Regions from separate parts of the Homo sapiens genome. Here region 2 is linked to region 1. A link is an interaction called in ENCODE POLR2A ChIA-PET data of the cell type or tissue named here. Cell type or tissue: CD4-positive, alpha-beta T cell. All regions are shown on one strand. Each heading gives the region's core, and the rest is flanking DNA. Links, peaks and the distances in the headings are about the cores only.

Evidence for each region. ChIA-PET counts read pairs that join two places held together with the same protein. Peaks named below come from ENCODE experiments on the same cell type or tissue, not always from the same donor. Only the 100,000 strongest peaks of a DNase experiment are listed, where the experiment ranks them.
Region 2: POLR2A ChIA-PET joins it to region 1 with 10 read pairs; 3 of 35 experiments call an interaction of 5 or more read pairs at or near these places.

The regions. Positions count from the first base shown.
Region 1 is chr7:36,775,957-36,778,872 of GRCh38, forward strand. No RefSeq gene overlaps it. Among named protein-coding and RNA genes, the nearest start is that of AOAH, 53 kb to the left of the region's middle. In CD4-positive, alpha-beta T cell, for the core only: no CTCF peak of the experiment used is centred there; a DNase peak (open chromatin) is centred at 1,285; H3K4me3 peaks cover 1,138 bases; H3K27ac peaks cover 257 bases.
Region 2 is chr7:36,638,924-36,641,839 of GRCh38, forward strand. All of the region lies in intron 4 of AOAH (acyloxyacyl hydrolase), which reads right to left. Among named protein-coding and RNA genes, the nearest start is that of AOAH-IT1, 40 kb to the left of the region's middle. In CD4-positive, alpha-beta T cell, for the core only: no CTCF peak of the experiment used is centred there; a DNase peak (open chromatin) is centred at 1,098; H3K27ac peaks cover 2,443 bases.

The sequences.
Region 1 (2,916 bases), core at 313-2,812:
TCTTATGTCTTCTACTAACATTGATAAAATAGTAACAGGCTAGCTTATTAGCTTCTAAGTAGGGTAAATTCCCAGACCCTTCACAATTCTTGACACTGAGGTAAAGATAAACACATTTTTAGGGGCTAATAAAAGCACTAGACTTTCAATCCAGCAGAAAACCATTCACAACTAAATGTTTTTATTTAAGTAAACTCTAGCCTTCTTTAAAATATTGATTGATTGGTTCTTATAATCTGGAAAGCAAACTAAGCATATCTCCATCTAACCCCCAAACTCTAGTTTCAAATGTATTATCTGGGTATTGGTGTAGTCTAGTGATTCGGTTATAGAATCATAAGACCTGAGCTTGAATGTAAGCTCTGAGACTTATTTTCCTCAAATATATGATAAGGACAGTAATACCTGATTCTTGTAGTGTTGCTTCATGGATGAAGTGAGATAGTATATATGATACCTAGGGTTTCAGATATAGCAGACACCTTGCAAATGCTGGTTTCCCTCTCTTTTTCTCTCTTCCCATTCCTATCACATACACAGCCTTAGAATTGTTTTCTAGTTTTTCCATGTTTTATTTTGCATGTATTTTTACTCAAGCCACTGACATTCAGCAGAAAGTCTGCCCTTTAGATACTTTAAAGGAGATCTAATCATTAACTGATTTCCATATTCCTCTCTTAAGATTTCAGCTACTTAAATCCTACCTTTTCATTTCTAGTCTGTTTCCATCATAGTCTTTTAAAATGTGCTGCTTTCCGTGTAATAAGTGCCATCTGTAAGCATTTAACATTTTTAATGCAAAGAGTGCTCACATTTACTATCCCAGGTGAGCCTCCCACAGCTCTCCATGTTCTGTATGGCGGCAGAAGCCCAGTCTTCCCCTCTGAAGACCATCAAACTAAAATGCTGCAGCATCACTAATGGTCCTGCTGTTGGTAAGGGCAGAGCTGGAACATTAACCCTGGGGTCCTGACTCTGAGCCTCATTCTCCTCCCACTTTATCTTACTGCCTGCTCTGTCCACTCTTCCCTCTTCCTGTGCCTGTTTTCCTCACCTCTGGGCTTGTTTCTTCCAAGGTCTCCTTTTGACAATATTTTTGCAATGACTCTGTATTTGCCAGGGCTCTTTCCATTTTTCCATTTCAAGTGACAGAAATCCTACTCAAAAAAGATTTATCAGCTCGTGTGCGGAGCAGTATGAGGCAGTGAGTGACGCCAGGTGAAGCTGGGGTTGAGGGCTCAAAGGTGTCATTAGGGTTTTTTTTTCTCCTGTACATTTCTCAGCCCTACTTCCTTCTGGTTTTTGGCTTCCTTCACTTCCTGCAGATGCATTTCCTTTTTGTGGTAGCAAGCGTGGCAGGCAACAGGTTCTATGTACATCTGCACTACTTGCTATTCAAGAGGAGAGAAAGTCATGTTCTTCATCTGTCTGTAGGGAATTCGCGCCATTTGGATTGTGTGCCATTCATGGGACCAATCACTGGCCGAGCTCAGCATCACATACCTGTTTCTTTAATGGGAAGGTGGGGTTCTGATTTGAATGGAAAAAGCATGCCTCAGAGAAAAAGAGTTGAAGAAGGGGCCACCTGACCAGAGAAACGCAAAGCAAAGCAAAAACCCAGCATTGTGTCAATCAAACCTTGCATTCTAGACAGTAGCAAGTAATTCAAATTTAAATACTATAAAAACTGATATATATTTTTTTCTGAATTTTTGCATGAATTTTGTCTTCACATTAAAGCTTATTCACTGAATTTCATGTGATTTAATTTAATGTCTGTGACAGCCTTTTCAGACAAACAAATTAAAATGCAGGAGAAAAAATGTTTGTCAGACCACACATCCTCATTTGGAGCTCAGAAAATGTAATCCTCGTAGGTAAGGACAGCAGAGCCTACGGGCAGGTGTGCTGTCTGTCGTGTCTCACCTGCCCACCTCCAGTGCTCCATTTCTTGGCGAGGAAGCCAGCCTGCTTGAGCACTCATTGAATATATATTTAATGGTGCGACATTTATGCGATGCCAAGGAGACTTTGAAATGACTAAATTTAAAATAGATCTTTCTACCTCAACCAAGAGAGAGAAAGCAAAAGGAAATGAAAGACACTCTGTGAGTTGAGAAGACACATTGCAAAAGAGCTAAAACCAAATATGCCTGCAGGTTTCCAAAGCAGGCTTTTGTTATTTTACTTTCTATCTCTTTTTCTCTGTCTCTTTCTTCCTTTCTACCCCAGATGTACCAGGCAAATTAGTAAACAATAATAGTAATGATGATTCTAATGATGATATTACTAAGGATAACAACCCTTTATGGAACACTCATTACATGTCAAACACTTTGCCAACCTTTTTATATCAATGATCTAATTCAATACTCACCACCAGGGAGTGAATTTTATTTGTATATTATAGGAGGAGGCTGAGGTTTAGGGACGTTCACTAACTTATCCAAGTTTATTCAGTTGATAATACTTCTAGTGGCTTCCTATTGCTCCTGCACCACATTATCATGAATCTCATGGCTTAGAAAACACACATTTATTATCTTATGTTCAGAGGCCAGAAGTCCAAAATGGGTTTCACTGGGCTAACATTAAGAGGTTAGCTATGTCCGTTTCTGGAGGTGCTGGGAAGAATCCATTTCCTTACCTTTTCTAGCTTCAAGAAGATGCCCACATTCTTTGGCTTGTGACCTTGTCAGAGATAAAAGATAGCTCTTGCCATCAAGATGCTCACAAAGGGAAGACACATAGGTAAACCAGTGATCACAGGACTTTGTGAGGATGCTGTGGGAGCAAAGAGGAGTGTATGTGTACAGTGTTGGTGTAGGGGTATGTTAGAAAAGGATTCAAATGGAAGTTGATGCCTCAGCAGAGTCCTAAGGCATGAATAGGAGTTATTCAGGCAGAGAAAAATGG
Region 2 (2,916 bases), core at 134-2,633, 140 kb before region 1:
CTCTTGCTCTGACCACCCAGCCTCTTCCTTGGACTCTCCCAGGCCTCCTTGTGATCCGTCAACTATGGGGCCACTGTGATAGTCCCACCCAGTGGGCATCTGCAGGCTGTGCTCCAACTGCACCCAGTATCCATTCTGATTAGTTGGCAGTAGGCCAAAAGAGCTGATCCCAATCTTCACTTTTAAAACATGACATCTTTAATACAAAAGCTGCTTAGAGAATGACCCCATTCAAAAACTGACCTCATTAAATGCACTTTTGGCCTTTTCTGGAAATTCTAGCAAACCCTAAAATTCTCCTATTGTATAAATTAAGATTCTCTGGCATAGTCAGTGTAACAGACACCAGATTTTCATGCAAACTATTCTTATGGTGACTTTGTGGCTACTTTTATCAGCAAAGAGCTCATTCCCCACATTTTAAAATGTGAAGGTGGTAGTCCTCTGCCTCAATCATGTGCCCCTGCTTCTCTGTCTCAGAAATAGTCCTTTGCATTCTCAGGCCCAGTTTAAAATCTTCAGAGCCTCGCACAGTCCTTGAGGCATAGTAGGTGCTCAGTAAACATGGAAATAAAAGCAAAAGAAAATAGTTACGATATTATGTTAAACGAGGAAAATAGGCTACCAGATTTTATGCACATAGGAAAAAACCTTGCAAAGGAATATGTTATAATAATGATGGGTGATAACTTTTTCCTTTTTGCCTTTTTCTGGTTTTCTAAATTTTAAACAATGAATACCAATTCAGTAATAAATGCTTTCAAAAAAGAGCTCAATCCATGTTGTCTTGTTTCTTGTTGAAGAAAATGATGTGCTCCGTGCACTGATATGCAAGTGAAGGCCCTGGGGATCTGGTGGTGAACCCCACGGTGAATGACATAGACATCCCTTCCCTCCCAGAGCTTTCTCCCTGGCAAGGGGACTGACCTCGAGCAAGTACAGTAAACAGAAATAAGATGAAGCAGAGAGAGGGCTGAATCCCTTTGAGAGAACCAATCTCATTTTAACCAAGCTCGGTTCTCTGGGGCTCAATGTTTGTTGGGAGGTAATGACAAGCTATGAAAACAGGATGTGGCAAGTGCTGCAGCAGAGGCTGTGCTGAGGCGGGATGGGTGGCTTGTGTGTCCTCCCGGGAGGTCTAGGGTGGGTTCATCTGGATGTGGCTGGGTTTCCGATATTGGTGCACATGGGGGTGGCAGCAGGAAGCCAGGGCCGGGGCTGCAGGGAAATGCACCAGCTTTTGCCAAGGAGGGGGAGTCGAAGCGTCCAAGAGTGGGAACAGAGTCCTGATCCCAGATGGACATCCAGACTCACCCATTTACTCAGCACCCACTTCCAAATTCCAGTCACAATAACTGCTAGGAAAATCTGGGTTTCTGCTGGAAATTGGGGATGGGTAGGACCCACAAACTAGAAAATTAGAAGCATTTCTGCAAGATGCAGTTTGGGTAACATCAAATTGAAGCAAAGAGGGAGCAGTCAGGCCTTTAGCACTCTCAAAGGTGAAGGCTACATGGGGAGTGAGGGAAGGGACCCTAGGGTAGAATCCCACCAGCACCCTTGAGGCCGGGGCAACAGGGGCTTAGCCAGCACAGACAGAGTGGCTGTGTGTAGGGTGCAAGTTTAGGTGTAACAAAGATGTGGAGGCGTGCCCTTGGACCCAGGGTTGTCTGCAGCCTTTGTCTCGGCGGCACTCACCACTGCCCCTTGGCAGAGGCTGTCCCCATGTTTAGGGATGGCAATCTGGTGGTGATGGTGACAGAGTTGTCCTGCAGCTGCCTTTGCAGGTACTCTACCTAAGATTCAGAAAATGGCAATTGACTCTACCCAACAATAAAGTGAATAGTGGAGGGAAGCTCCAGAAGCCACCACTGGCTCCAACCCTGGGCATCACCCAAGGCTAGAGAAGGACCCCAGCCTGGCCGACTTGAAGCCGCTGCAATGAGGTAGAAAAGAGCCTGCAGGAAGCTCATGGCCTTGAGTAGGTGGGGAAAGGTGAGTAAGTCAGAGATTCCAGGCTCGGAATAGCTGTGCACAGGAGCCGAGGGGGCACAGGTGCAAAGGACAATGGTTTACATCACCCTCAGGGGTTGAGAAAGCTTCTTAGGGGACCTGCAGCTTGAGCTAAGCTCCTACTCAAATCCCTCTTCACCCCTAGAAAGTATACATCCTCCCTACTTTACAGCGCAGTCCACCCAGAGGTCAAGCACCTCACGTGATCACAAAGGTAGGGGCAGACTAGAGGGAGGTCTGCTCAGGAATCAGGCCCAGAGCTTTCAGTCTTCAAGACTCATGCATGGCTTTCTTGTTTACAGTGTGCCAGATCATAATAAAAATGGAGTTTCTGGCCTTCAAAACTGGCATCACAGGGATTCACCCGGGAACTGCCATTCTAGAAGCCCCCCCTCCTCAGCCCCCTTTGGATAATTTTCCAGTTGCAGCGCTGAAGTCTTGTTCCCCCAATGACTCTCAGAGCTCCTGGGCAGGGGCTTCGGGCTCTGGGCTGTAATTTTTGATTTCCCTTAACATCTTCAATAACATTGAGCCCAGGGCATGTAGGCAACAAGTGCCTGTTGACTTAAATTCACAAAATTATGAAAATGAGAAAGACTAAATAGAGACTAAGAAAGGGCTGTAATTTTCAGATATTTCCTTTGAAAGCTCGCTACAAGGGTTGCTTCCTCCTGAAGCCTTCTCAGCTTTCCTAGCTTTCGGGCCGAGCTTTCCTTTTCTGTTTCCTTTGCATTCTACATTATAACACACTCCCATGCATACATTTCGCATTCCCCCACTAAACCTCAAGCTCTAGGTAGGTGAGGACGGTAACAGTTGCCTTTATGCAACTCCCTGACCCCCTTCACTCCCTACGTTTGCACCTGCCATGCTACCTTAGAAGAAATAACATTGACTGAACAG